Regions from separate parts of the Homo sapiens genome. Here region 1 is linked to region 2. Evidence: chromatin loops called from intact Hi-C (ENCODE). Cell type or tissue: ascending aorta. All regions are shown on one strand. Links, peaks and the distances in the headings refer to the core of each region. The heading gives the core; the rest is flanking DNA. Region 1 overlaps MYO1E (myosin IE). Region 2 overlaps MYO1E (myosin IE).

Region 1 (15,903 bases), core at 4,499-12,498, 81 kb before region 2:
TGCATAGTACTCCATGGTATATATGTACCACATTTCCTTTATCCAATTCACTGTTGATGGGCACCTAGGTTGATTCCATGTCTTTGCTATTGTGAATAGTGCTGTGGTAAACATACAAGTACATGTGTCGTTTTGGTAGAACAATTTATTTTCTTTTCGATGTATACCCAGTAATGGGATTGCTGAGTTGAATGATAGTTCTGTTTTAGGTTCTTTGAGAAATCTCCCAGCTGCTTTCCACAGTGACTGAACTAACTTACACTCCCACCTACAGTGTGTAATTGTTCTCTTTTCTCCTCAGCCTTACCACCATCTGTTGTTTTTTGACTTTCTAATAACCATTCTGACTGGTGTGAGATTGTATCTCATTGTGGTTTTGATTTGTATTTCTATGATAATTAGTGATGTTGAGCATTTTTTCATTTTTTTAACAGTTTGTACGTCTTGTTTGGAGAAGTATCTGTTCATGTCTTTTGGCCATTTTTTAATGGGATTGTTTGTTTTTTTGCTTGTTCAATTGTTAAAAGTTCCTTAAGGATTCTGGATATTAGACTTCTGTCAGATGCATAGTTTGTGAATATTTTCTCCTATTCTGTAGGTTGTCTTTTTACTTTGTTAATAGTTTCTTCTGCTGTACAGAAGCTCTTTAGTTTAATCAGGTTCCACCTGTCAATTTTTGTTTTTGTTGCAGTTGTTTTGAGGACTTAATCATAGATTCTTTTCCAAGATTGATATCCAGAGTGGTGTTTCCTAGGTTGTCTTCTATTATTCTTATAGTTTGAGGTCTTACATTTAAATCTTTAATCCATCTTGGGTTAATTTTTGTATGTGGTGAAAGGTAGGGTCAAGTTTTATTCTTCTGCATATGGCTAGCCAAGCACCCTAGCACCATTTATTGAATAGGAAGTTCTTTCCACATTGCTTATTTTTGTCAACTTTGTTGAAGATCAGATGGTTATAGGTGTACAGCTTTATTTCTGGGTTCTCTGTTGAACAGAACAGAGAACAGAATATTGGTCAATGTGTCTATTTTTGTACTAGTACCATGCTGTTTTGGTTATTGTACCCTTATACTATAGTTTAAAGTCAGTTAATGTGATGTCTCTGGCTTTATTCTTTTTTGCTTAGGATTGCTTTTGTATTTGGGCCCTTTTTTGGTTTCATAGGAATTTTGGAATAGTTTTTTTTAGTTATGTGAAAAATGACGTTGGTTGTTTGATAGAAATAGCATAGAATCTGTAGATTGCTTTGGGCAGTATGGCCATTTTAACGATATTGATTCTTCCAATGGATGAGCATGGAATGTTTTTTCCATTCGTTTGTGTCATCTGTGATTTCTTTCAACAGTGTTTTGTAGTTCTTATAGTTGTCTTTCACCTCCTTGGTTAGATGTATTCCTAAGTATTTTAGTTTTTTTGCTATTGTCAATGGGATTGCATTCTTGATTTGGCTCACAACTTGAATGTCATTGGTGTATAGAAATGCTACTGATTTCTGTATGCTGATATTGTATCGTGAACTTCACTGAAGTCACTTGTCAGTTCGAGGTGGAGGAGTCTCTAGGGTGTTTCTTTCTTTGTTTGTTTGTTTGCTTTGAGACGGAGTTTTGCTCTTGTTGCCCAGGCTGGAGTGCAATGGCATGGTCTCGGCTCACTGCAACCTCTGCCTCTGTGTTCAAGTGATTCTCCTGCCTCAACCTCCTGAGTAGCTGGGATTACAGGCATATGCCCCCATGCCCGGCTAATTTTTTATTTTTAGTAGAGATAGGGTTTATCCATATTGGTCAGGCTGGTCTCAAACTCCTGACCTCAGGTGATCCGCATGCCTCGGCCTCTCAAAGTGCTGGGATCACAGGCATGAACCCCCGTGCCTGGCTGTCTCTGGGGTTTTTTAGGTGCAGAATCATAACATCAGCCAAAAAAAAAAAAAAAAAAAAAAAAAAAAAAAGGTAGTTTGACTTCTTTTCCTATCTTGGTGCCTTTTCTTTCTTTCTCTTGCCTGATAGCTCTGGCTAAAACTTCCAAGCCTGCTTATTTTTGAGCAGCTAAACTTACTAGAAATGTCAGGGCAATTGCATTATTTTATAATAATTATAAAATATGCATTTATTTTCTTTTCAAGGTAGAATACAGAAAAGTTATTACAGAAACTTCATGTTTGAACTAAATTTTCTTTTTTTCGTTTTTTCAGATGGAGACTTGCTCTGTTGCCCAGGCTAGAGTGCAGTGGCACGATCTCAGCTCACTGCAACCTCCGGCTTCTGGGTTCAAGCAGTTCTCCTGCCTCAGCCTCCCAAGTAGCTGGGATTACAGGTGCCTGTCACCATGCCAGGCTTTTTTTTGTATTTTTGGTAAAGATGGGGTTTCACCATGTTGGCCAGGCTGGTTTCAAACTCCTGACCTCAAGTGATCCACCTGCCTTGACCTCCCAAAGTGCTAGGATTACAGGCATGAGCCACCACACCCAGCCACTAAAATATATTTTAAAATGACACTTACCCATTCATACTGGTTCTGCTTCTCTAGCATGAGCCAGTCATGCAAGTCTTCTTAACCCACTGTCATGTCTTCTCTGAGGCTTAAAATGCCCAGTTTCTATAAGACAGGAAGTCAGATAGACCTGGGTTCAAGTCCAGCTTTGCAATTTACTCTTCGTGTAATCTTGAGTGACTTTCTCATTTTCCTCATCTTTAAAATGGGGATAATAACAACATCTGTCTCAAAGAGTTTTGTGAGGATTAAATTAATTGGTGCACGTGAAGTCCTTAGTACACTGCCTGGCAAACAGTAAGTACTCAATAAATGTTAGTATTTTTAGTCAACATTCTGGTAGGCTTCTACTACTCTCTACCCCCAAACTGCAGTAAAACAAAAACATCTTCCTCTTTTGTAACTTCCAAATGTCTATGACTGGCAATGCAAGTCTTCTAGACTAATAATTTTGAAATCTTTTTTGTTTTTTGGTTTTAATCTCTTGTATGATTTTCATGTCTGATCAGTTATCAAGTCTACCATCCTTTAGTCCTCCAGTTCTCATGACCACTTGCTTTGACAATTATAAAAACCACTACCTAGTTTGTTGTGTCTAGCATTTCCAGGACAGTGTGGTGGGAAAAGCAGGGGCTTTCATGGTAGTCTCCGTTGGGCTCAATTCTATTGCATACAGGAGTGTATGGGCAAGACATTGAAGCATTTCGAGACTTAGTTCCAGCACTAGGAAGATGGGACCTCCATGTCTGCCTCTTCTAGAGTGATTGTTGGGTAATGAGGTAGGATTGTAAGATAATGGCTGGAGAGGCCTGGGTATACCAGAGGCATTCATTAAATGCCATTTATCTTCCATTTCCCCTCTGGTTCGTCCTACATGTGGTGACCACATGCACTCATGAAATCGCAATTGTAATTACACAGTGTCTTGATTAAATATCCTCAGTGACTCCCCATTTACTGTTTAGGCAGATCTAAACTCTTCTGCCCCACTGAACTAGAGAACCAGGCTGAATGCGTTTGAATTCTGGCTCTATGACTTACTAGCTACCTTGAAACAAATTTCATAACCTTCTACCTCAGTTTCCACATCTGTAGAATGGAAGTGACAATAATTGTGCCTGCCTTATGAGGTTATGTAGCTCAATTGTAAATATTGAATTAGCCCACATGAAGGACTTAGAAAAGTTCCTGACTGTTTCACGCCCTCGCTCTGTCACACCAGCATTCTCTCCATCTCTTCTTCCATTGCTCATCTTTAGCACCCCTAGGCCCTGACAAGCCAGAAAATTTGTTCTCCTAAATCTGTCCCCCAGTTCTGCCTCCCTTTCTTACACAGGGTTTACTGTTCCGAAGAACAGAAATTCCACCTGTACCCAGACTTTCACACTAATATGGGGCAGTCCTGAAACTGAAACTATCAGCACTGCCCCTCTGATAACAGTTTGTATAGTCATACTAGGTTTGGCCTGAGTGGTCATCTTGCATATGCTACCACAAGAGCCTTCTTTATGGAGGTCTCTTGTTGCTGCTGTCTTCCCAAATCACTTTCTCTGTTGCGTTGCCCTTAGTGATTGTGAGTTTAGAGTTTACCCTAAGCATCCTACATGTTATCATGACTCATGCCAGATTAAATTCTACTTAGTTACCAGCTTTTGGCACCTTGTTCCAGGTTTCTTTAGGGAGGAGGGAGAAAAGGGTATGTCTTAGCATACACAGCTCTTATCAGACTGTTAGCATTGCTTGTTTACTTCTGTGTTTGCCTTATTGGACTGTAAGCTCTATGAGGGCAGGTAATGTGTGTGCCTTGTTCATCTCTATCTGCCAACTTATAGCAAAGTATCTGGACCATTAATTGGCATTCAATATTTATCGAGTAGATGGATGGATGATAGATAGACGGATAAAGATTGGAATGTACATGCCCCTTTTGGCATATACAAACATCAGGTGAACTTTTTTCTCTGCCTAGGGAGGAAGCTATTCCTAGCAAGAAGACAACTTAATACTCTAGATTATTCCTGGGCTACTGAGGTTACTAAATAAGAGCATCTTATTTAGCTCTGCTGCTGATAAGACCATGGGAAGTTATTTACATTTAGGAGTGGTATCTTACTAATACCAACTTTCACAGGTACTTGGGTGGATTCCAGATTTATTTCCCTGCTATAGTTGCATTATTTGCTTTGTATGATATCTTCCTTACAAAGCACAGTGTTTTCATAGAAATATTTTGAAAGACTTGCTAACGGATCCTGTAGACCTCACATAAATCCTCTGTGAAGTTCGCTATGGAAAGCAAGAGGATTGATGTCTAATCCGTACATGACAAGATAAATTTTATAATTGAAAGACCAGTTTATATGGGCAAGAAGTGATCAGACTTCCGAAAAATAAAAAATAAATAATGTAGGAAAGACAAATGTAAAAAAGCGTATGCAGTTATTTGGTCTTAATATCAGAATTCTTTCTGGCTTTTATTCATTTCCATTCGTTTTCTTTCTTTCTCTTCTCTCTATAATACTGCTATAATAGTGACTGCTGGGAAGAAAGAGTGCTGCCCACAAATTTTTTTGGCAGACTTGGGTATGAGTTAATTAGCATTTTGGCCTCCAGTCTGGAGAGCAGACCCTATTCTCTTTGTAATGGGTGCCGGCAAGGAAGCTTTTCAAAGCCAAGGGAAAAATGGCATCCACTCTGCTGTCAAGGACTTTTATGAGGGTCAAGTGGTATTGGCAAGAATTCAGGCCAGAATGATTTGGCTTCAGCAAAGAAAGCCACAGCCCTTGTGACAGGTTAGATTAGCCATAAACCTGGATACACTAAATTCTTCAGATGGTGAGAGATTGTTGCACTCTGGCCCAAGAATTTCTTGTATGCTTTTTCGGTTTTTGCAAGTGGAGGTTTGATGGTTTGACAGCTGCCCTTTCCTTACTTGCTCTGTCTCCTGCTGCTCAGGCTCCTTCTCAGAATCACCACGAGCCAAACCACTCTGGTACTTGTTGGCCCACGGGTGCCTCAGTGCAAAAGTATTCCTCAGTGTCTACAAAATGTTACAAAAACGTGTCTGAGTAAGCTGATGGATCGCAGCTTATTTGTCACTGAGAAAGTTCAAGTTAGTGCTCTAATTCCACCTTTGCAAGTTTTTATGCTAAGCCTCAGACAAATATAAACACCAATCTTAATCTAAGTGTGCTTATTTTAATATTTTTATTAACAGCAACAGCAGCAGCATTGGGGCATTATTTCCAAAGGCAAAGAATTCAAGGAAGAGGTTAATGTGATCATTTTAACTAATCATTGCACATACAAGAGCTCATTCAATCTTCCTCACAGTCTGATGAAGTGATATAAGTATCATGTCTGTTTTACAAATGAGGAAACTGAGGCACAGAGAGGTTAAGTAACTTACCCAGTGTTATTTCTTGGCAGATCAGAACTAGACTTTTTTTTTTTTTTTTTAATTTTTAGTTCTAGGGTACATGTGCAAGATGTACAGGTTTGTTACATAGGTAAACGTGTGCCATAGTGGTTTGCTTCACCTATCAACCCATCACCTAGGTATTAAGCCCAGCATGCATTAGCTATTTTTCCTAATACTCTCCCCCGCCCACCCTAACTAGTAGACCTTTCGTAAGACCCCTTCCAGTTCTGAGATTAAAATGTTTTACGTGGATGGGGATGGCAATCAGGTCAAAACATGTAGCCAAAGAAGTGAGTGGGAGAGAAACAGGTAGGAGTTGTGTACTAGTTAAGGCTTTTGGGGGCACATGTAATGGAAGCTATTGTTTAGGCAACACAGAGAACTTACTTAAAAAAATCATGGTCTGTTGCCTCACAACATCCAAGGAAGGGGAGAAGCCAGATAGCTTCAAAAAGCTCAAGTAAAGGAGACTTTGGGTCTCCTCTCCCCATCAGAAGCTGTAAGCTGGTGGCCCCCAGGCTCCATGAGGCCTGGAGATGTATTTATTTGGCCCATACGTTTATTAAAAATTGAGCTGGTGCTTAAAAATCAAAAGGTTACTCATGGAAATCCAGATTTCCAGCTTCTCTAGAAAAATCAGACCAGGCAACCTTGAGGCCTCATTCCTCCTGCCACCCCGCCTGTGGTAACAATTGGCTGGAGCTAGATGGAAGCTGCCTCCTCCTCAGCCCCTCTACCTCCAGCAGTCACCTAAGCCAGGGTTTTACAACATTGACACTGCTGACATTTTAGGCCAGAGAGTTATTTGTTGTGGAGGTTTGTCCTGTGCATAGGAGGATGTTTAGCTACATCCCTGGTATCCACTCACTAGATACCAGTAGTACCCCCTCCTCAGTCTGACCACCAAGAATGAATCCATATTCTGCCAAATGTCCTCTGGGGAGCAGAGCTGCCCCGGAGTGAAAATCACTGGGTTGTATAATGAGCCTAAGCCACTGACCACTCAGTCCCTAAATCTTTCCATTATACCATTTCTGGGAGTGAGATCACTTGGTCTGGCTTGGGTCAGAGGCCTTCTCCTGTGACCAGGTGGCAGGGTGGCATTAACCATCATGGCTGCTACCTCCTGCAGAGAGGGAATCAGGGCAGGCAACTCAATAGGTATCCCTCACAGTATGTGGGAAGGAGGGATGCAAAAGACACTGTGTGAAAACAAGAGAGTCCAGGAATAACTATCAATAGTATAACAATCTTCACTTCCCAGAAGTTCTTTGAATCTGTTTTCTCAAGTTTATTCTCTCCAGCATTGTGTGAAATAGTTAAGGCACAGAGTTGTCATTCATATTCAGGGGATGGGGAAACTAGGGTGCACAGAATGGTTTAAGTGGCTGCCTAAGTGCACATAGCGAGGTAGAGAAAGGATTCTGGAGCCCACCTCTGCCCCTCTGGCTACCCCTAAAATGACAGTCCTCTGTAACATACTCTGCCCTGTCTAGTCCAGGGAGATTGAGGAAGAAAAGCAACACCGGCCATCATCAGACTCAGCCCAGGCCTGAAAGCATGAATGATGCAGTCACTTGTGTTTGCAGAGCAGGTTTAGCTGGCAGGAGGCCACGCTGTCTAACTCCTGTTCCAGTCAGTCTGGGCGTAACCCAGCCATTATGGTCTCTCTCAGGTTTCGAATGCACAGGAGCAATTAAGTCATTCTCATAATTTCATGTGGTACAGAAAGTCCCAAGCCAAAAATACCATCCTTGGTTCCTACTTTTAGACTTCCAGGGAACTTCCCCCTCCCTCTCTCCCTATAATTCACTTTGATTCCTTCTATTTTTCTCTTCGTGAATGCATTGGCCAGACACAGAGTCCTAGTTTACTTAACAAGGGGCTACAGAGCCAACACAAATCAAAATAAATCCAGCCTTCATTTGGCAGGAATGGTGGAAGTTGGGAATTGCTGGAGGTTCTCAGAAACAAGAGCTTGAAATAAAAGAGCATGTACCCTCATCTCTAGGATGTGAGCATAGGAGATAGGAGAACATGCCACAGAATGATCACTGAAAGATGATGGAGTGTTGGAGGTGGGGCGGGGGTGGGGTAGTTGCATCTGTACTCCCATTATTATTTCAGGGTCCTAGATAACCACAATTAAGTCACTTTATCGTTAGTACAGAAGATTTCTTGTCCCATAGAACCATGACATCAGACCTGTGTTGCTTCCTTAAATAATGAATTTTTCCAAATATCCTTCAGATGCGTATTAACAGTTGCTTCCTGGCAGTCAGGTGGCTGATTTGGTCTGTGTGTGTGTTGGGGGATACATATGTCCATATACTGACTCTCCCTTCATGTGGACCCCCATTTGGGTTATATCAAGAGCTAAATGAAATCTAGTTGGAGATGATTTCAATGTTTCTTCTGTAGGAATAGATAATTACAAACTTATTTATAAGTCTTCTCACTAAAGCAGTGGTTCTCAAAAGCCTTAGCCAGCACCAGAATCTACGGGAGGACTTGTTAAAGCACAGATTGCTGGGCCCCACCCCCATGCCCAGAGCATCTCATTTAGCAGGTTTAGGGTGGGGCCCAAGATGTTGCAGTGCAATGGCGTGATCTCCGCCTCCCGGGTTCAAGCGACTCTCCTGCCTCAGCTTCCTGATTAGCTGTGACTACAGGTGGCATGCCACCATGCCCGGCTAATTTTTTGTATTATTATTATTATTATTATTATTTTTAGTAGAGTCGGGGTTTCATTGTGTTAGCCAGATGGTCTCGATCTCCAGACCTCATGATCTACCTGCCTCGGCTTCCCAAAGTGCTGGGATTACAAGGCATGAGCCACTGCGCCCAGCCAAGACTTTGTATTTCTAACAAGTTTCCTGGTGTTGCTGATGCTGCTGGTTTGGGGGCCCCATTTTGTGAACTAGCATGATCAAGGATGGTGTTCTCGCCTAATCCCAGCACTTTGGGAGGCTGAGGCAGGAGGATCGCTTGAGCCCAGGAGTTTGAAGCTGCAGGGAGCTATGATGCCATTGTAACAGCCAGGGTGACGGAGCAAGATTCTGTCTCTTAAAAAACAAAGAATGGTGCTCTAAACGCAAGGTTTTTCACAGCAGTAGTGACAGCTGCTCCTTTATGCTTCTGTTTCTTCATTTGTGTTGTCCCTGGAAAGTCCCCCTCGTCCCAGTGGCTGAGTCCTCTGCTTCCTCCAGGCTCGGCCCAAGTTCCTGTTCCTCCACGGAACCTTTCCTGATTAGTGCACACGATCTTTTCTCTTCTCTGAACTCTTTCAGTTGTAAAAATGAAACCCTAAAATTTCTTTTGTTGCCTTGTAGTATGCTCAGATTGATGCATGATAATTGTTTTCCCAACTAGACTGAACTGATTTGATTTGTGAACACGATCATCCCTTAGATGCTCTTATGTGTGTTCTTGAACTTAGCACAGAGCCAAGCACAGGACTCAATTATTTATTTTGTGATGAAAGTTCAAAGTGAATTAAGAGAGAAAATATATTGCTGAGTGTTGTAGTCCATTTGGTTTGCTATAGCTGAATACCACAGACTGGGTAATTTATAATGAAAAGGAATTTTATTTCTCCTGGTCCTGGAGGCTGGGAAGTTCATGATCGAGGGGCTGCATCTAGTGAGGGCCTTCTTGCTGCTTCAACACGGCAGAAAGCAACATATGGCAAGTGCGTGCACGAGAAAGAGTGAGAAAGTGTGTGAGAGATAGCAAGACAGGGCCACACTCACTTTTAAAACAAACCCACTCCCACAATAACAGCATCCATTTATTTATGAGGGCAGAGTCCTCATGACCTAGTCACTTCTTAAAGGTTCCCCCTTTTTCTACCTTCAGCACTGTCGCATTGGGGATTGAGTTTTCAGCACATGAACTTTGGAAGACACGTTTAAATCATAACGTTGCCTATAACACCAACTGGGCTTGCCTGATATATAGTGCCAGAGATACCCACCAAATTAAGCTTTATGGTTCTTATATGGTAAACTCATGTGATTTCTGTGCCCAAAGCTGCAGGTCCTTCTGCCTGCTTCAGAACTGCCCAAACTTCTGGTCTTCTAGAGCAGGGGTCCCCAACCCCTGGGCAATACGGTCCGTGGCCTGTTAGGAACTGGGATGCACAGCAGGAAGTAAGCATGCATGAGTGAGCATTACTGTCTGAGCTCTGCCTCCTGTCAGATCAGTGGCGGCATTAGATTCTCATAGGAGCCCGAACCCTGTTATGAACTGCGCATGTGAGGGACCTAGGTGACGTGTTCCTTATTAGAATCTAATGCCTGATGATGTGAGGTGGAACGGTTTCAACCTGAAACCGTTCCACTCCTATGACTGTCATGGAAAAATTGTCTTCCACAAAACCTGTCCCTGGTGTCAAAAACGTTGGAGACTGCTGTTCTAGAGTAAGGACCTTGTGGTTTTGCTCGTTATGATGGACATCCAGGGCCACCCTGGATGGTTGCCTTGACCATGCCTGTTGTCTACTGTGCATGAGAATCAGTTGCTGGACTCCAGGGCAGAGTGATGGCTGGAGGTCAGCATGCAGGCAGGGAAGTGGAGGGGGAAGATGATCATGAGTACATGAGTACGTGGGACAGGCAGGTTGGGGCCAGACTTGAGAGGGCTTACATGGCACACTAAGGGCTTGCTTGGAATTTGTCCTACAGAAAGTGGAGGTTTTTAACAAAATCACATTTGTTCTTTAGAACCATAATTCTGAGACCACTAGCTTCTTACAGAGTATATATACGAAACTACCAAAGGCAACTTGGTGAAGCAGAGGAATTTGGGCACGAAGGCTTGTTTCATCTTGGTGGTCAGCCCTTCCCACCTTTCTTTAGATACTATAATTCATTTCCTAGGGCTGCCTTAACAAATTGCTATGAACTGGTGGCTTAAAACAACAGAAATGTGTTCTCACAATTCCGAAGGCTAGGATTCAAAATCAGCATGGGCATCAGGACCACGCTCCTTCCGAAGGTTGGGGAGATTCTGTTCCATGCTTTTGCTCAGCTTCTAGTGTTGCTGGCCAGCCTTGGCATTCCTTGGCTTGTGGCTGTGTCGCCCCAATCTCTGCCTCCATCATCACATGACCTTCTCCCTGTGTCTGTTTCTGTGTCTCTTCTCTTCTTTAAGGACGTGAGTTATCTTGGATTAAGGCCCGCTTTGCTGACTTCGTCTTAACTTGATTCTATCCGCAAAGACTATTTCCAAATTAGGTCACATTCACAGATACTGTGGCCTAGGACTTCAACATGTCTTTTTTGGAGGCAACACAGTGCAACCCACAACAGATACACACTTCGCTGCACCTTATCATTTTAGGACTCAAGGGGGCAGTGGGTTTGCTGCCACACTCAAGCTGGTCAACTTGGCAGTGTCATGTGTTCTTCGTGAGCGCTAGGAAGCTGCCTGGACCTAGAGTAAGTAATACTAGCAGCTCACTTAAGTAATTATGAAGGGAAGGTGCACAGGACCTAAGCAGCAGGCTGTGGAGAACTGACCAAAAAGACGAGTTAGGGCGCTATTGCAGGTGAGAAATAAGGGGACCTTAAGTAAGGCAGTGGCTGTGAGAACAGAGAGGAAAGGGGAGTAGTCGAGGGGTGGGTCTGAAGGAGAACCACTAAGATCTGATGTAGTGGGAGGAAGGATCAAGGGTGATTCTTAGCCTATTTACAAATGTGGTGGGTGGGGTATATAATCCCTATCAGTATATACGAAGGCCTATCCAGACAAGCTTCTCTTTGTCTCTACCCACTTAAGTTATGCTTTATGTGCTGCCAAGAAGGGTAAAAAGGTGAAAATGATATGGAAGAAACCGAAGGGCAACCTTAGAAATGCATGTGAATAAAGATATTTTAAAGGCAGAAAGACACACATTTGGCCTTTCTGGGAAGATTTCTCTAAACGGAGTGTAGATGTCTCAGGGAATGGCAGCTACTGCCATACTGAGTGGACTTCTCACAAGGCGGTTCTAGGGCCGTCGTCCAGCCTGAGAATACACAGCTGGCTGACCTCCAGGGAGACTCAAAAATTCTTAGTGAACCTGTGTTGCAGGTCATGGCATCACCATCATGATGTCCTGTTATTCTTCAGTAGCATTTAGTAAACAGTTTTTGCATCTGTTTAGTTTACACAGCAATCTTGGAACAATGGAAAATCCTTTGACAAGTCAGAAAATTCAAGTCCTGTTTGTTGTTGTTGTTGTTTTAGTTGCTTTTTTGGGGGTTGTAGTATTGTGAGGAGACACTTAACTTATGGAAGCTTCATTTTGTTTTCAGTAAATGGAGCAGCAACACCATTCTTGTAGCATTACTCTGAGGATAGACATCAGTTAATGTATGTAAGGTGCCGGGCTCAGAGCTAGTGCATAGTACACAATCATCCCTTTTCTCCCTCCCCATCAATCTTCCTTCTCTTCTTTCTTCCAGGTTTTTTTCTTTTAATTTATTTTTAGAGACAAGGTCTCACTCTGTCACCCAGGCTGGAGTGCAGTGGTGTGATCATGGCTTACTGTAGCTTCCGAACTCCCAGGCTCAAGCTATCCTCCCACCTCAGCCTCCCAAGTAGCTGGGACCACAGGCATGCGTCACCAAGCCCAGCTAATCGAACAGGTTTTCTGACTCTCTGAGGCCCAGAGCTCTTTCTGCAATTCTGCCTCTCTGGGGCTAAAATATAAATATATAATAAATAAATAATAAACAAATCCCTCTAGAGGATTTTTTTTTTTTGAGATGGAGTTTTGCTCTTGTCACCAGGTTGAAGTGCAATGGCACAATTACCGCTCACTGTGACCTCCGTCTCCTGGGTTCAAGCAATTCTTCTGCCTCAGCCTCCCGAGTAGCTGGGATTAGGGGCACCTGCCACCATGCCCAGCTAATTTTTTTTTTTTTTTTTTGAGATGGTGTCTTGCTCTGTCACCCAGGCTGGAGAGCAGTGGTGCAATGTCGGCTCACTGCAACCTCCACCTCCCGGGTTCAAGTGATTCTCCTGCCTCAGCCTCCCATGTAGCTGGGATTACAGGTGTGGGCCCCCACACCTGGCTAATTTTTGTATTTTTAGTAGAGACGGGGTTTTGCTATGTTGGCCAGGCTGGTTTCGAACTGCTGACCTCAGGTGATCCACCCGCCTTGGCCTCCCAAAGTGCTGGGATTACAGGCGTGAGCCATTGTGCCCAGCCTAATGTTTGTATTTTTAGTAGAGATGAGGTTTCACCATGTTGGCCATGCTGGTCTCGAACTCCTGACCTCAGGCGATCTGCCCCCCTCAGCCTCCCAAAGTGCTGGGATTACAGGTGTGAGCCACCATGCCCAGCCTATTTTTTTTTTTTTTTTTTTTTTTTTTTTTGAGACAGAGTCTCACTCTGTCACCCAAGCTGGAGTGCAGTGGCATGATCTTGGCTTACTGCAACCTCTGCCTCCTGGGTTCAGGTGATTCTCATGCCTCAGCCTCCCGAGTAGCTGGGACTACAGATGCATGCCACCACATCCGGCTAATTTTTGTTTTTTGTTTTTTAATAGAGACAGGGTTTCACCATGTTGGCCAGGATGGCCTTGAACTCCTGACCTCAAGTGATCCGCTCACCTTGGCCTCCCCAAGTGCTGGGATTACAGGCGTGAGCCACCGCGCCAGCCCCAAGGATTTGTTTTAAACTCACTGGAGCCAGGCGTGGTGGCTCACGCCTGTAATCCCAGCACTTTGGGAGGCTGAGGCGGGTGGATCGCCTGAGGTCAGGAGTTCAAGACCAGCCTGACCAACATGGAGAAACCCCACCTCTACTAAAGATAGAAAGTTAGCCGGCCATAGTGGTGCATGCCTATAATCCCAGCTACTCGGGAGGCTGAGACAGGAGAATGGCTTGAACCCTGGAGGCAGAGGTTGCCGTGAGCCAAGATCGCGCCGTTGCACTCCAGCCTGGGCAACAAGAGCGAAACTCCGTCTTAAAAAAACCAAAACCAAAAACAAAAACTAAACTCATTGGAATCATTTACAAATAATATACTCACCCAAATAGCTAGATTAGGGGTCTTAGAGTCTATGAAGCAAACCCTGAGAGTGAAGGTGGGAAGGAAATGTCAGAATTATAAGCAGGATTAACGTAGATTAAAGTTGACAGAATCTGGTTCTTGCTCTGTCCCTTTCCCATGGTGGCCAGCCCCAGCTGCCCAGCTGCTGTTGTCTGTAAGCCAAAGCTCCTGCGTGTTCTCCTTCCAATAGAAAACGACTGTGCGGAACCTCATCCTCCCCGGGCCCAGGGTGTTGGTGCAGCTGCTGAGGGATCTGGTGAGGTAGCCTATGCTCATGTGCCACTGGAGATGCCCGGAGAGTTCCAATGCCCAGGCCATACCAGCAGCTCCCTGGGTGATGTCCCCTTGGACTTAGTTTCACTCTGAAGCTGGGAAGCAATAGCCTACATTTTCAGTTAAATAAAAGCTGGAAATGATGATCTCGTTAGGCCTGCCTCCTGTACTTCATGCTTTGGTGCTCTCCTTCATTTTCCTGCCAGGAAGACTTTCCCAGTGCCTCTTTCTATATGCTTGCATCCCGTTCTCAAGTCTCTGACCAGCGGTTCCACTTTGAAGTCCATCCCACAGAAGTATTAGCTCAAGGCTGCAAAGATACAGGAATGAGAACGCTTGCTGCAACGCTGCTCATAACAGGGAGACCAGGAAAATAACCCAAAGGGCCATTCACACACCAGGTTTTTGAGATGAATGACATCATGAGCAACTCATGAGCATGAGCACCAGGCGTGCCTCACCATCTTGGCTCCTTGTTGATAACGTGTCAGTCCCTAATATCCAGCCTGACTCCAAGGACTGAGATGATGAGTGTGAAAGTACTTTGTAAATTGCAAATGGTTTTGCAAACCTAAGGGATATGATGAATCAACAATGAGCAAAGTCCTTTGAGACCTTTCACAAATAAAGGCATTTTATATATTTAAATCCTTGGCACTCACAAATTTAGCATTTGAGGTTTTGCCAACCTGTGGAGCAACCCCATGGCAATTTGCCATTTAGCTGAGGCATATATTTTCCTCCATCCACAACCTGAGTATCTCAGACGAGGATGAGGAGTGAGTGAATGAAGGAGAAATGTTAAAATATGATTACATTATAGAGTCTTTAAATGCTCATTAAAACATATATTCGTTCAGTATCTTTTATGCTTTCATTAATGTGCCCTAGGCTATTGAGAAAGAAAGAGTAAGACAAAAAGGTGAAAACTAGAAATATTCTATGTAATGGAAAAGACCATAAATATACTCATAAAACAATTAGTGAGCACAGAAATATACAATCAGGTAATCTATAATAATGTACATGTAATAATCTACAACAGATTTTTTCCCTTATTTTGGATTCTGAGAAGTGAGCACTAACATATTGCAAAGGGATTTAATTGCAAATGATTTGTGTAAACCTGGTGCCATAGAAAAACTTCTGGGGTTGAATTTAATTTTATCGCATTTAAATAGAAAAATGCCCACCTGAGAATATGCAGCTGTAATTACGAGGGAGTTTTATTGGTTGTTACTGTGGCATGTGTTTATTTCTCTCCCACTTAACATTCTGGATGGAGGGAGTTCAAGGCTGCTGTGTAGCTCTGCAGTTGTCTGGTTTTCCTGCTCTGCCATCCTTAGGGTATGGCCTTGGTCTGTCCTCATCCTTATGGGCCCCCAGTGAAGCTCTGATCAAGACCTCCTAATTTTGAATGTCCTAGAACTTGAATACACCCCTTCCACTTATGTCACACGGCCACATCTAAACTACATGGTAGGCTGGGAATGAATTTTTTATTCTGGGTAACTGTGTGTCCAATAAAAAGCCCGAGATTTTATAACTCAAGGAAAGGAAGCACAGCTCACAATTGCTGCCACAGGTCAGCCTCTGTCTGTCCATGAGCCAGTTGTTCAGATGGGAGGAAATCTGAATAGAGGAAGAGACAAGTCAGGCAAGAAAGTTGTGACTC
Region 2 (14,665 bases), core at 6,392-14,391:
AATGACTCCTGGACACCTGTATGATGGCTGCCAAATGGTGATATATCTGTTTCCATCATTCCTTCCACATTTATTAGTTGGTATTCCACTGTGAGGAAGAGCTTTCCTTTCTCTCCTATTTACTGATTGACTCGTTTACTTTCGTATGGCACTATGGAATTATGGCTTCCTATTTTATTCAAAGGATCGTAATCCATTATTATCATTACTTATTTTGATTTGGCCAGTGGGAACCCCTTCCAGCTGGCTCTTATATGCTTGACACGTCCACACCAGTCACTGTACATTTCCTTACCTTTTGGCACAGTTATATGTTCCACGCCCAGTTTGAATTTTCCCCACTCCAGCCCTGGCATTGGTCATTTCCCAAAGCAGCCCTTGTTCTTTTTATTGAAGAATAGTATTCAGAGACCAACAAAAAGTGTGTCAATTTTGAAAACTAAGTAAATAATATATCAGTTGTTCTGTATAGGTAAAGGCAAGTTTGTCGGTATGCTGCCTTGAGAAAATGGAAGTCTAGAGTCTATATAAAATGTAGCACGAAATGGCACAGGCCAGAACCCTTGGTGCATCCCCAAACCTGAACCCAAGGTCACTGTCTTGGATCTCTGCACTGCCTTCCAGCTCCACTCCCTACCCCTCCCAGCTTCCCACATCACAGTCAAGGCCTATTATTTATTTACTTGTTTATTTTATTTTATTTTATTTTATTTTTTAGAGACAGGATCTCACTTTGTTACCCAGGCTGGAGTGCAGTAGCTCAACAATAGCTCACTGCAGCCTCAACCTCCTGGACTCAAACAATCCTCCCACCTCAGCCTCCAAAGTAACTAGGACCACAGGAGCACACTACCACACCCAGCTAATTATTTTTAATTGTTTTTATTTAAAAATTTTTATTTTTATTTTTATTTATTTATCTATTTATTTTTGAGATGGAGTCTTGCTCTGTCACCGAGGCTGGAGTGCAGTCGTGCAGTCTCAGCTCACTGCAACCTCTGTCCCCTAGGTTCAAGTGATTCTCCTGCCTCGGATCTCTTGAGCAGCTGGGACTACAGGCGCATGCCACCACACCTGGCTAATTTTTTTGTGTTTTTAGTAGAGACGGGGTTTTACCATGTCGGCCAGGCTGCTCTTGCTGCTCTTGAACTCCTGACTTAAGGTGATCCACCCGCCTTGGCCTCCCAAAGTGCTGGGATTATAGGCGTGAGCCACTGCACCCAGCCAATTGTTTTTATTTTTATTTGTTTTATTATTATAGTTGTTGTTTCTTTTGTGTTTTGGGGTTTTGTTTTTGTTCTTTTTAAGAAACGAGATCTTGCTGTTTGCTAAGGCTGGTTCTCCAACTCCCGTGGCCTCCCACATTGCTGAGATTACAGGTGTGAGCCACTGTCTCCTCAAGTCCTGTTTAACTACCCATGGTTCCCTTCATGTGTACCCCACAGAATTTTTGCCTCTTATGTATGGCTCAGGCTTCATCCCAGCCCCTGACATGTATACACACAAGTACACATACACACACGCAACACACCTGGCTGATTTGATTGTCCTTATTGAGATGTAACTAGTTGTGACTTCGTTTAGTAATCTTCTGATCAGGGATAGCTGCCACCCCCAAATCCCTAAAGCCATACCCACATCTCCACTGTGTTATTAATAGCCTTTGTATACTCGACTTCCCTGTAAGACAGTGAGTGAGCTCTTCTCTGACAGGAGCCACATCTCATTCTGGCCTTCGGCTTAACACACTGGGGCAGAGGGGGTTGTTAGACAGTGTGTGTTGCATGAACAAAAGTAGACATCATTTTTGTTTTAAGTGTTTGTCCTTTTTAAACCACAAACAAAAAGTTGGAAAAGTGATATTTCAATTACGTTGATTCAGCCAGTTACAAGGGAACACCAGTTCCTGTGGTACAGAGCCAGGAGAGAGATTTTTAGATCAGAAATGGGGGATGGGGGTGCATTGGTGAGTCGTCCAACAGTGGTAACAGCGGATCCTACTTATTTTAGGGAATATCTCAAAAAATCAAAATAAAAAAGAACTGAAATATTTTTACATTTGCTGAATAAGTTGAAGTGAATAGAAAATACTATTGACTTTTAAGTGAGGAATAACCTTTCTCAGAAAAATAATTATGGTCCTTGGATTATACCATTGTAAATGGCTTTTTTTCCCCAGAACATTCTTTCCATTTCGTTGATATTTTACCGTATGTTTCCATTTCTATAGTTAGTACACAGACCCCCCCCACACACAGACACACACTCTACAATACTTCCTATTTGAATTAATATTTCCTATAAAGTCTGTTATGACTTTGATTTAAAATTGCTTGGCTTGTTCCCAGCTGGCTATACAAGAACTAGGGAGTTTGTTAGAAATTCCTATTCCTAGACTCTGTCCCTGGAGACTGGGATCCAGCAGGTCAGAAGACGGGCCCAGACATGGGCAATTAAAAAGTACTCTGACGATTCTGATAGACTGCCAGATTTGGGAACCACTGGGATATTTTCCTAATTTCTAGAGTATTTGTGTGTGTGTGTCCATTTTATAAGTCAATTAAATTAGGACGGGCTGCCTGGAAGCGTAAACAAAGCAAATTGCTGTACAATAACTGCTGTGAGATGCAAAGTAAATAATTTGGGATATATTATTTTGTCTAAGACCTTCACTTTCTTTTAACTTGGGTTTTAGTGCCGGAGAAGAAACAATATGTTCTCATCCCAAACAGGCCAGCATAATTATGGTTGCATATACTGTAGGTTTCAAGTCATTCTGTAACATTCCATTATTGTACCATATTTTGACCAACTCACCAGCCTCTGATCAATAAAAATTCTTCTTAAGTGTCTGTAAATTGAAACCAAGTAATGAAAATTCCGATCAATGTTTAGTGAGAACTAATTATTTTAAGTCTGCTGGAAAAGATCATAGTTGCTGAGAATGCAGATATCCTATTTTTGGAACTGGTATACTTATTTTGATATATTAAAAGAGCTACTTTCCATTATTATTACTTGCTTTTGTTTCCAACAAAAGAGACAAAATATTTCATGTCTGAATACAGTATTAACCAAAGACACAGTGGGAGGATTACTGGGATTACTGTCCTTTTATAATTCTTTTTTAAATTTAATAAATTCCCCTTTATATATATTATTTTATAATTCTTATAGGGTTTGCTCACGCTTGCTCTCTCTCTCTTTCCCAGCTTGTTCTAGTAAAGTTTAAATGTGACAGTGTAAACTTAAGGAAAATATACATACTTATGGTGATATGTAGGAAGTTGAATAATAATAATGTAATGAAATTGATCAGTGGTGATTATTGTGAGGTGTGATCCCTCCCTTTTCTCTGGAAAAGCTGTTTTAAAAAATCTGAAATACACAAATTTTAAAAAATAAAAAAAATATATATATATATATTTTTTGACACAGTTTCATTCTTGTTGCCCAGGATGGAGTGCAGTGGCACAATCTTGGCTCAATGCAACCTCTGCCTCCCGGGTTCAAGAGATTCTCCTGCCTCAGCCTCCTGAGTAGCTGGGATTACAGGCACCTGCCATCACGCCCAGCTAGTTTTTGTATTTTTAGTAGAGACGGGGATTCACCATGTTGGCCAGGCTGGTCTCGAACTCCTGACCTCAAATGATCCGTCCACCTTGGCCTCCCAAAGTGCTAGGATTACAGGCACGAGCCATTGTACCCGGCATAAAAATCTAAAAAAAATAGAAAATTATGAGAAAGCACATGAAAAGGAAAAAGAGCCAGGTGTCGTGGCTCACACCTGTAATCCCAGCACTTTGGGAGGCCAAGGCAGGCGGATCACCTGGGGTCAGGAGTTGGGACCAGTCTGGCTAACATGGTGAAACCCCGTCTCTACTAAAAATTAAAAAATTAGCTAGGCATGGTGGTGCACACCTGTAATCCCAGATACTTGGGAGGCTGAGGCAGGAGAATCATTTGAACCTAGGAGGTAGAGATTGCAGTGAGCCAAGATTGTGCCACTGCACTCCAGCCTGGGTGACAAAGTGAGACTCCATTTCAAAAAAACCATTCCTATACCAGCCTCCTAACAAGTAAGGAATATTTCTTTTTCCTTGTCAATTTGTTTTTGCCCATACATTATTTTCACATAGTTGTAAACTTGTTATAAATATAGTATCTTCTATTCACATTACCACTTAACTTAGGCTGCATTATCTTTATGTTGCTACATACTCTTTGTAAGTACTTCAAATGCCTGTGCAGTATTATATTGGGTGGTTGTGCCATTGTAAGCTTGGACTTTCCAATATTCTTGAATGTTTACATTGTTTACAACTTCTAAAATGGAGTTTCATTGTTGCCAAACCGTGTAATTCCAATGAGAGAGTGTGTGTGTTGACCCTGGATCTAGTAAATACATCATCTGAGTATGTCAACCATTTGAAAAGATAATTTCCCCATGGAGTTGAATTTGCCCGACCTAGTTGCTGCCTGTGAGTAAGCATGTCCTCTGGAAGAGTGTGACACCTCGTCCCAGGCTTGCTGGTTTTCTACTTGCTACTGTAGCTTACGAAATTTCAGTTTGGTTTTCTTATTCATGTGACCAGGAAGCCAGGAGCATAGCACTAGGATGGTGAGTGACTTGCATAGGTGGGTTCAGACTTTTGCAGGTCATGAGCTCTGAACAGAGGATGGTTCCCGCCTCCCCATAATTTCTTTAAAACCGTATTATTAGTTCAAGGAAATTCAGCAAAGTTCTGAGTTTCGCTATATGGCCAGCTCAATTCTCTGTTCATTTGTTTCTTTTGTTTTGTTTTGAAATGTAAAATTATTTCAAATTTCAGTTTCCTTTTGGGAATAGGAGTGTCACCTTGCTTGGTTGTTCCCCAAGCAAATGTTTTCTCTTTCCTTGAGTAACTCAGCAATCGATAACAATTAATTTGGGCTGGATATTCATAGAAGAACATTTGCTCTGCGCCCTAAAATTTTTTATCGCGAAGCGCGAACAAAAATATTGTCCTATGAACTTGTAGCAGTCTGCATTTTTCATACTAACTCCCACCATCATTTTATATGATATGGGGTTCTTTAATTCTATCCTGGTAACACAAAGGGTACCAATAGAAAGATGAAAAATCTGACTGACTTAAGCATGTTTTGAATTGAGGTCATTATCAATTCAGGGGGATTTTGTAGGAAGAATGGGGATTTTGAAGAGCAGACTATATATTATTAACAAAAGGCTCTCCCCATGCAGGAAGGCTACCCAGCGGAAGGTGGCCTTTGTTACTCCGGATGTGATTAATATTGCTTCAAGGTTTAATTTTAGAACTTCTAAAATAAGGAAGCTTGCATCAATTCAAGGCACATGGTTTGAAACCTCAGAGTGCCCACTTTTTCTTTTCTTTTTTTAAATTACAAAAATAGCATATGCATTATAAAATGTTTGAAAACTAATGAATTAAAACAAGTTTCTCTAGTCTCTGGCTTGACCAAAGCCTTTGTTAATATTTTGTGGTAGTTCCAGTCTTTTTTTTAAGAAAAAAAAATTGTAATCATGTTTTGTATATAACTTGAATGACTTATTTCACTTAACATGATTTCATTTGCTTGTTTCCTGTGTTTACAGTCTTCATGTCAGTTGTAATTTATGTAGAATTCCACCCTTGTGATACTCCATAATTTTCCTAATCATATCCCCCATTATTGGGCATGTAAAATGCTTAATGGTCAGTGGTGTGCACAGTGGTAATTATCCACACCATGTTAATCCGGCTCACACGGGTCACATGGGCGACCTAATCCTGCTGTAACTTGCCTTTCTCTACTGGTATTGTACTTAAAAAAAAAAATTCTTTTCTGCCTGTTTTTTTTGTTTTTTTGTTTGTTTGTTTGTTTTGTGTGATGGGGGAGACAAGGAAGGGAGCTGGTCGCAATCCACTTCTCAGGTGGATTCTTTGTCTGTCTTTCTTTAGTGGTGAAAGTGGTGCTGGAAAAACAGTGGCTGCCAAATATATCATGAGCTACATCTCCAGAGTGTCTGGAGGAGGGACCAAAGTCCAGGTGAGTGGGCAGTGGCCCATTATGATACCTTATGTTATGGGAAATGTAAGAGGCTCCATTTGCTGTTAGAAAAGAATTTTTCTTCCACAGAAAAGACACTGGTTCTTCTATAACTGTGAAACTTGAAATCTGGAATGGAAAGGAATAGCATATGTATGTGTGTTTGTGTGTGTGTGTGTGTGTGTGTGTGTGTGTGTGTGTGTGTGTGTGTGTGTATATATTTTTTTTTTTTCTTTTTTGAGACAGAGTCTTGCTCTGTTGCCCAGGCTGGAGTAGTGCAGTGGCGCGATCTCGGCTCACCACAACCTCTGCCTCCCGGGTTCAAGAGATTCTCCTGCCTCAGCCTCCTGAGTAGCTGGGATTACAGGTGTGCCCCACCATGCCCAGCTAATTTTTGTATTTTTAGTAGAGACGGGGGTTTCACTATGTTGGCCAGTCTGGTCTCGAACTCCTGACCTCAGGTGATCTGCCCTCCTCGGCCTCCCAAAGTGCTGGGATTAAGGAATAGCATATTTTAAGGTAGATGTGCCTAATATATAATGAACTCCTACAAATCAATAAAAAGATCAGCAGCCCAAAAGGAAAATAAACAAAGGACATGAAAGACAACTCATAGAAAAGGAAATATAAATTACTCACAAAACATGAAAGTATGTTCACCATCATGATAAGAAGAAAAATGCAAATTAAAACTGCATTAGAAAACTATTTTTTGCCTATCAGATTGGCCAGAATCTTACCATGTTTTAAACGCTTGATTGGTAGGAAGTAGGGACACAGTTGTTCTCATACATTGCTGGTAGGAGATGAACTAGTACATTTTAATGAAGAACATTTCAGCAAAATCTGTTAAACTTACACATGTATGCCATTCGACTCAGCAGTTCTGCTGAAAAGAATTTATTCTTTAGATATGCTGAAATGTATACAAAATAATACATGTATAAAGTTATTTCTGTCAATTTTGGTAATGCAAAAGACTGGAAACAACTTAAGTGTTCATCACTAGGCAACTGGTGAAATAATTTGTGGTTCTTTATATAATAGAATATTATACAGCAATAAAAATGAGGCTTCATGTACCGATTGTACTGATAGAGAATGGTCTCCAAGATGTATCATTAATTACAAAAGACAAGGTTCAGAACATTGTTTGTAATATATGCTGCCATTTGAGGGATCAAAAGAGAGTGCACATTTGTATTTGTTTGGGTATGTTATCACATATCCCTCGAAGTATACACAAGAAACTGTCAACAATGGTTGTCTTGAGGGAGGGGAGCTGGGAGGTTGGGAGAAGGGCCTACCCTTCCTGTATACCCTTTAGAAACTTGCATGGTTTGAGCTATGTGAACCACTTGCCAATTCAAGAAACTTATAAAAATTTTAAAGGACGTAGACAGAGAAAGGATTTAAGAGAAGGAAAAAAGAGAGATTAAAGAGTGTAAAGGAGTGTTGGGAAAGAGAAAAGATCCAGAGAATGAGGATACTCAAGAGGTGAAAATTAAAATCAGCATTGGCAGGAATGAGTAAAGCCTGCTCCCCAGAGCCATGGATGAGGGTGATGGCGAGCTAAGGTCCATAAGGGGCAGCCCAAGCTTGGCGCTCATCACCAGTATGCACCGCTGGTGACAGAATTCCTTCCAAAGATTAGTTTTTTAAATCAGAATTATGTAATGTTATTGCCATGGTCAGCTGTAGACTTTCAAAAGACACATAAAATTCTCTTTATTGTGGTTCCCTTTTTTTTTTTTTTTTTTTTGAGATGGGGTCTCACTCTGTCACCCAGGCTGAAGTGCAGTGGCATGATCTCAGCTCACTGTAGCCTCCTGCTCCTGGGCTTATGCATTCCCTTCCACCTCAACCTCCCAAGTAGCTGGGACCACAGGTGTGTGCCACCATGCCTGGCTAATTTTTGTTTGTTTTTGGTAGGGACAGGGTTTCACCACATTGCCCAGGCTGGTCTCAAACTCCTGAGCTGAAGCGATCCACCCACCTGGGCCTCCCAAAGAGCTGGGATTACAGGCATGAGCCACCATGTCTGGCCCCTTTCTATTAATTAAATAGTGTTCTATCATGTACTGGTAGATCAGAAAGCTTAAGGTAGAGCCAAACATTCCTCCTTTGAGTTTGTGGATCAACTCTTTCTATCTTTTGTTTGCGGGCCAGACGTGCCTATACCATTTAACGACAGCTTCTGTCAGGGAGAGAACAAAGGACAGAATCTTCTCTATCTCTTCCCTTCTTTAATTACAGACTTTAAAACTGAGAATATTTATGGATCCATCCATCCATCCATCCGTGCATCCATCCATCCATGCACCCATCCATCCATGCACCCATCCATCCATCCATCCATCCATCCATCCATCAGTGATCAGTGATGTCCAACAGAATTTTGTGGCATGTGGTGAGCATATCAGGGAAAAGAGAAAGAGCAAACTAAGGTTGCAGAGTGAAGGGTCCTTAAAGTGGCCTCTTTCTCTGAATGAAAGGAAGATGGAGAGCAGCTCTGTGCAGTAGAAAGATGAAGCAAGCCATATGTGTAATTCTAAATTTTCTAGTAGCCATGTTAAAAGAAGTAAAAAGAGAAAAAGGAAATTACTTTTTAAAACAGTATTATTTAACCCAATATGTAAAAAAAGATTTTATTATATAATTAATATAACAAAATTAATGAGATTTTTTTTTTTTGGTACTAAGTCTTTGAAATACAGTGTGTATTCTACAGTTACACCTCAGTTGGGGTAGCTTATGGCTTCCCTATTGGACAGTAAGGGCAGCTATAGAACCTAGGTTCATGTGGTTCAGTCCACTTGCTTTTCTCTATTCCTGTGATTGTACTGGATCCTGAGAGGGTTGACATGGAGACAAGAATCCAGGATGCTGTTTTGCTGCCTTTTTTTTTTTTTTTTTTTTTTTTAGACGGAGTCTCGCTCTGTCGCCAGGCTGGAGTGCAGTGGTGCGATCTCAGCTCACTGCAACCTCTGTCTTCTGGGTTCAAGCGATTCTCCTGCCTCAGCCTCCCGAGTAGCTGGGACTACAGGCGTGCACCACTATGCCCAGCTAATTTTTGTATTTTTAGTAGAGATGGGGTTTCACCATGCTGGCCAGGATGGTCTTGATCTGTTGACCTCATGATCCGCCCGCCTTGGCTTCCCAAAGTGCTGGGATTACAGGCGTGAGCCACCGCGCCCGGCCGATGGGCTACTCTTTTACCTCAGTTTGCTCTTTCTCTTTTCCCTAATATGCCCGCCACATGCCACAAAATTCTGTTGAACATCACCGATTGTTGATGAATACATATGGACGGACGGATGGATGGATGAATGGATACATAAAGATTCTCATTTTAAACACTGTAATTTAAAAAGGGAAAAGATAGAAGAAGATTCTGGCTTTTGTTCTCTTCCTGAGAGAAGCTGAGTTTTGTTAAGTGGTATGGGCATGTCTGGCCAGCAAAAAAAAAGATAGAAAGAGTTAATGAAGATCCACAAACTCAAAATAGATTTTACAAAGAAAAGCAGAGTTTATATAAATCCATGAGTTTTTAAAAGAGAGTAGGCAGGTTGGGAGTATGTTTCTAAGCTTTGAAACTGACCCATGAAAGGACCACCCAGAATTGCCCTTGGTGCCATGGCTAAGGATGATTCCCTCGTCACAATGAAAGCCCAGTTCTCATTTCTCATGGCAGTTTCTCTTCTGAATGTTCAGGAGGGTGCCTGTTACACCCTTTGTAACACTTTGGCTGTTACATAGTCAGTTAGTAGTTCATTAATTTACTCCTCTTTGCTACACCCCTACGACCTAGTAGCCAGACTGCAGACAGTTAATGTTGATTTTTCTCTTCCTGTTTTCCTATGAGGACAATGATACAGAGCCCTTGGCTTGGAATTAGTCAGTAGCTAAAGAGCACAAGCCAGAAGACTTGTTATTTCTGGAACATGTTTAACCATAGCATGTGAATAATTAGAAGTACAAGGAATGACTCACTTGTTGAAAGACTTCTCCAACATCAAATTCTATCTATTGAGCTGTCTCATGTCTATGGTGTGTTTTGCACACTTCTGCATAGAACTGGGATGTTTGAAAAACAAATCCTTCCCCCCAGGCCAGGACTCGTTCCACACGATCCACTGTTGACCCTTGCTGCTTAAAGTGTGTATCAGTGCTGGCAAAACCAGCAACACCAGGGAGCTGGCTACAAATGCAGATTCTTGGGCCTACCCCAACCTACTAAGTCCACATCTGCATTTTGACAAGATCCCCAGGTGATTCATGAATATTAAAGTTTGAGAAACACCAGGCTATATTTCCATAACCTTGTTTGGGGAGGAGAAGTGGATTAATTTTCCTTAAGGTAACTTGCAGTGAAGCAGGTGGAGATGGGATGAGATGGGTTGGTAGAGTAGTTGGGAAGGGGTAGTGAGAAGAAAGACCCTGGCCAGAACAGCAAGGACACGCCCCTTCAGGTACCACTTCACTTTTGGTGAAGTTGCAGCAATCAATTTGGACACTGAGAACGTTTGTATGAATAGTTCCTGATTGACAGTGGGGCCCTGGCTCCTGGGGACTCTGCATCAAGCCATGGGAATTGGAAGACCCAAATACACAAACAGGTTGAGGTCTGTCATGGTGAAAGAATAAATCCTCCAGAAACCCCACCAGTGACACACGGGTGTGGGGCCCCTCACCTTAATGCATTCAGAAACCAGGTCCTTAGAGAAAGTTTGGCGTACACTGTGTGGTAGGTGTTCACACCTTCCTAACCTCCGGTCTATTTGCTGGGACAGCACGTGAAGGACATTATCCTGCAGTCCAACCCGCTGCTGGAGGCCTTCGGGAACGCCAAGACCGTCCGGAACAACAACTCCAGCCGATTTGTAAGTCCCTTCCCTGTTTCAGAGAGTGTCGCTTGATTGATGATGTTGATGCTTCTGACTGAAGTCTAGTATCCCACAGGAAATGGGAGCCTTTCACATATCATCAGGAGGCCACCTCTTCGATCTTTCCTTCATTTTCTATAGCAGCATGCCGCCAAGCTGCAGTTTGCCTTTTTTTGCGCCCCGGGGATACAAACAAGATAATTTTGAAAATCATTTTCCACATCAGTTGCCTTACTAAGGAAAATAAATGATGAAAGTGGCAGCTTTGGCCTTGGAGGAGTTGTCTTTATGCCCTAGAGAAAAGACCTTCTTTCCCAGACCAAGAAATAACTAGAGTAGAGGGGTATCCCAGGTATCATTTCCCACTGGCAGTGGTTTTGCTTCTTAGAACTTGGTCCATAGACTCTGAAGGGTGCACAGAGTTAGACTGATCTGGCACCTTGGAGAGAAACTTCCTCCTCTCCATCCCTCAGAGCGAGCTGCCTGCCCACCGCAGCCCTCTGGCTTTGTGCATCTGTCTTATGCCCTACTCATGTAACCTAACGACATCCCAAAGTGACTGGACCTGGCCTCACAGGTTGCCTCTTAACTGGCTTACCTAACTGGTAATGAAAATGTCAACCAAGTGCATTGTTATGAATGCTCATTTAGTCATGTTTCTGTCTGGGTGTCTCCAGAGGGGGTAAATAGGAAAGCTGGCAAGGCTGAATATGAATATGTTCCCCTTGACAAAAGCCACATTTACAAAGAAACAAATGTTTATCCAGTAACCTTGATTTATATAGATTTTGCATCTTATTTCAACCATAGATCATGTCTGGCACTAAAGCATTCACGGAGCCATCTGTGAGGCTGATTCTGGAACGTTTTAAAATAAATAAGTGGGAATTTTGGAGAAAAACAATTTTCTTTTCCACTGTCTATTTTGGAAAGAAGCTTCTATTTCCAAGAGAATTTTTACTATGTGCTCATATAATAACTGTCAAGTTCCCTGGTGGGTTCTATCTGTTAGACTTGCCCTTACTTTCTTTGCTTTCCAATATTATTCAAACTACTCATTTGTTTGTCTCTCATATTTGGGCCCAATGCCTGAGTTGTGTTATCCTGAAGAAGTTTTCCAGATAATAAAATAGGAAAGAAGAATTAAACAAATTTTCCACTTGAATTAATTTTCAATCTAAATCTTATAAAAATGGACTTGACCAAATTTAACTCTTTATTTACCTTTTCCCCTGTCTTGGATTCCTTGGAGACCAGAAAAAAAAAACAATTAAATTGATATTTTCATTGATTTTTGCAATATAAATTATTCATTATATTTGGAGGATATATCAGTTTCTGTAAATAACAAAAACACTCAACATTTATTATTTTTCTAATTGCAAAATTTTATACAACCCTGATAGAAAGATTGGAAGAGACAATTCAGACACACATTCACCTGCACACACACACACACACACACACACACACAAACACACACTGTCTCTCTCTCTCTCACTATTCACCATCATGGATGAGAGAAATGTAAATGAAAACCACATATAATTTTCTGTCTCTCAAATGGGCAAACATTAAGTTGATTGATAATAATCGAGAAAACACGCTATTGGTTGAGAACTGACACATTCTTCCAGGAAAGTGATTGGGCAATTGTTATTAAAATTTTAATCGTTCATTATCTTTGCCCAACAATACTTTTAGAATAAATTACATAAGCTTCCTGCTTAAATAACTACTTATTTTAAAAGATATTCATAATATATTGTTAAATTAAAAAAACAGATTACAGAACAATATTTACAATATGTTCTTGTTTTTTTTTAATGTGCACATTATATGAAAGGTAACTAAGAGGTATGTAAATCAAAGTTTGACATCTATGACAGTAATTATTTAGCAAGAGAATGAAGAAGTGGCATCAGGGTAGAATTATGAGTAATTTCACTTTAAAAAATGCACAGGTATTATGAAGCATAAGAATGTATATATTTAACACTTACAAATCTTTTCAAGTTAAAGAATGTATTACGAAATACTTCAAACACGATTTAAAAACAATGCAATGAACATCTATGTATCTGGCACCCAGCTTAGGAAATAAATCATTACCAAGAGTCGAGGTGAAACTTCTTTTCATTTCATTATCAAAATGCAAATGCAACCTTTTATTCCCTTTATAAAATTTCCTGTCATCCCCCCCAGGCTGCTATACAGCAGTCCTAAATATGTTAACCTTTTGTTAGAAATTTTAACTTTTATATGACAATTATGAGCCATGCATATGCATTTTATTATGTTAGAGCAGTGGTTCTCAACCTTGACCACACATAAAAATCAGCTGGGTGCTTTTTGAAAACCACACAGCTCCGGGCCCTGGTCCTAGAGTCTGATGTGCGTGGCCTGGGCTGACAGCATGTTGGAAAGGCTCCCCAGGTGTTTCTAAGGGGCATCCAAGGTTGAGCACTGCTGCTAGGAGGACTTGGGAGCTTGCCTGTCCAACACCTGCCCTTCCTGGGTCAGATGTTCTGTTTGGTTTCATTTTCCCTCAACTGTTGAGGAATGGGGGACAGGCACTGAAGTATTCCCTCTATCACATGCCAAAAGGAAAGGGTGGTGAAGGTGGCCGCCAAAGGAAGCACGGGAGCTCTCTTTCAGTGAGCTTTTCTCAGGTGCCACTGACATTCCGCAGAGCGATGGCTGGTGGTTCTCTGTGCCTGGTGCTGCTGGGTGTTTTTGTTTTTTGCCTGGAGGAAAAGAATCATCAGATTAAGACACATAGACAGTTAGAGGCTGGCCGCCTTCGGTGGTCTTTCTTGACACCTAGAATAATTACGAACAGGAACACGGCATGTACTCACACATTTGCAGTGTGCACAGTACTTTTCTTGCCCTTAATGAGTTTACAGCTCCAGTCACAGACATAAAACCCAGCTGAATTCATCCCTGAGATGGGTGGATTTAGTCAGCATACACATTTTTATGTTATTAAATGTGAATGCGATGAGGCTGGGCATCTTCTCCAGTTTGACCATAGACCACACCACTCCCTCTTTTCCTTTATCCGTATTTACCCTTCTGGCCTCTGAGGGTGCTTAAGTTTCTAAGCACAGGAGACAAATTAAGTTCTAGTGAGAAAAAAAAACCAATTTAAATATACATATGAAATATATATAATAATTGTTATAATAATTATATATATAATTTTGATTCATTTTATTTTGGTTTTTGGACAGAGTCTCGCTCTCTGGCCCAGGCTGGAGTTCAGTGGCATGATCTCGGCTCACTGCATCCTCCACCTCCCAGGTTCAAGCGATTCTCCTGCCTCGCTGGGACTGCAGGCACCCGCCACCATGCCCAGCTAATTTTTTGTATTTTTAGCAGAGATGGGGTTTCACCATGTTGACCAGGCTGGTTGCGAACTCCTGACCTCCAGTGATCCACCTGCCTCAGCCTTCAAAGTGCTGGGATTACAGGCGTGAGCCACCGCGCCTGGCTATATATAATTAATATAACAACCTAGATACCTTTTCAACTACAGTCTAGGTTTTTATTCTCCTTTGTTCCCTATTAGCAGTCATTTAAAGAGGAATTTTCATAACAATGACAGTGACAAAAATCCCTAGGCCCGTCAGTAGCTAGAAAGAACTTTACTTTTAATAAAGTGTTTCCGTTCTAGATAAACATTTTAGATGCTCCGTAGGTAAGAGAGATTGAGTGTTTTTGCT

The links. A loop is a pair of places that touch in the nucleus more often than their neighbours do. Peaks named below come from ENCODE experiments on the same cell type or tissue, not always from the same donor. Only the 100,000 strongest peaks of a DNase experiment are listed, where the experiment ranks them.
Region 1: it touches region 2 in a loop (2.1-fold over the local background); 3 of 110 quality-filtered maps call a loop at or near these places.

Annotation. Positions count from the first base shown.
Region 1 is chr15:59,305,595-59,321,497 of GRCh38, reverse strand. All of the region lies in intron 1 of MYO1E (myosin IE), which reads left to right. Among named protein-coding and RNA genes, the nearest start is that of MYO1E, 59 kb to the left of the region's middle. In ascending aorta, for the core only: no CTCF peak of the experiment used is centred there; DNase peaks (open chromatin) are centred at 5,477 and 7,517; H3K27ac peaks cover 6,713 bases.
Region 2 is chr15:59,227,971-59,242,635 of GRCh38, reverse strand. It overlaps MYO1E (myosin IE), which reads left to right. Exons shown (of 28, transcript NM_004998.4): 5 at 5,964-6,051; 6 at 10,845-10,934. Among named protein-coding and RNA genes, the nearest start is that of LDHAL6B, 28 kb to the right of the region's middle. RefSeq lists an enhancer at 12,977-13,476. In ascending aorta, for the core only: no CTCF peak of the experiment used is centred there; no DNase peak of the experiment used is centred there; H3K27ac peaks cover 2,409 bases.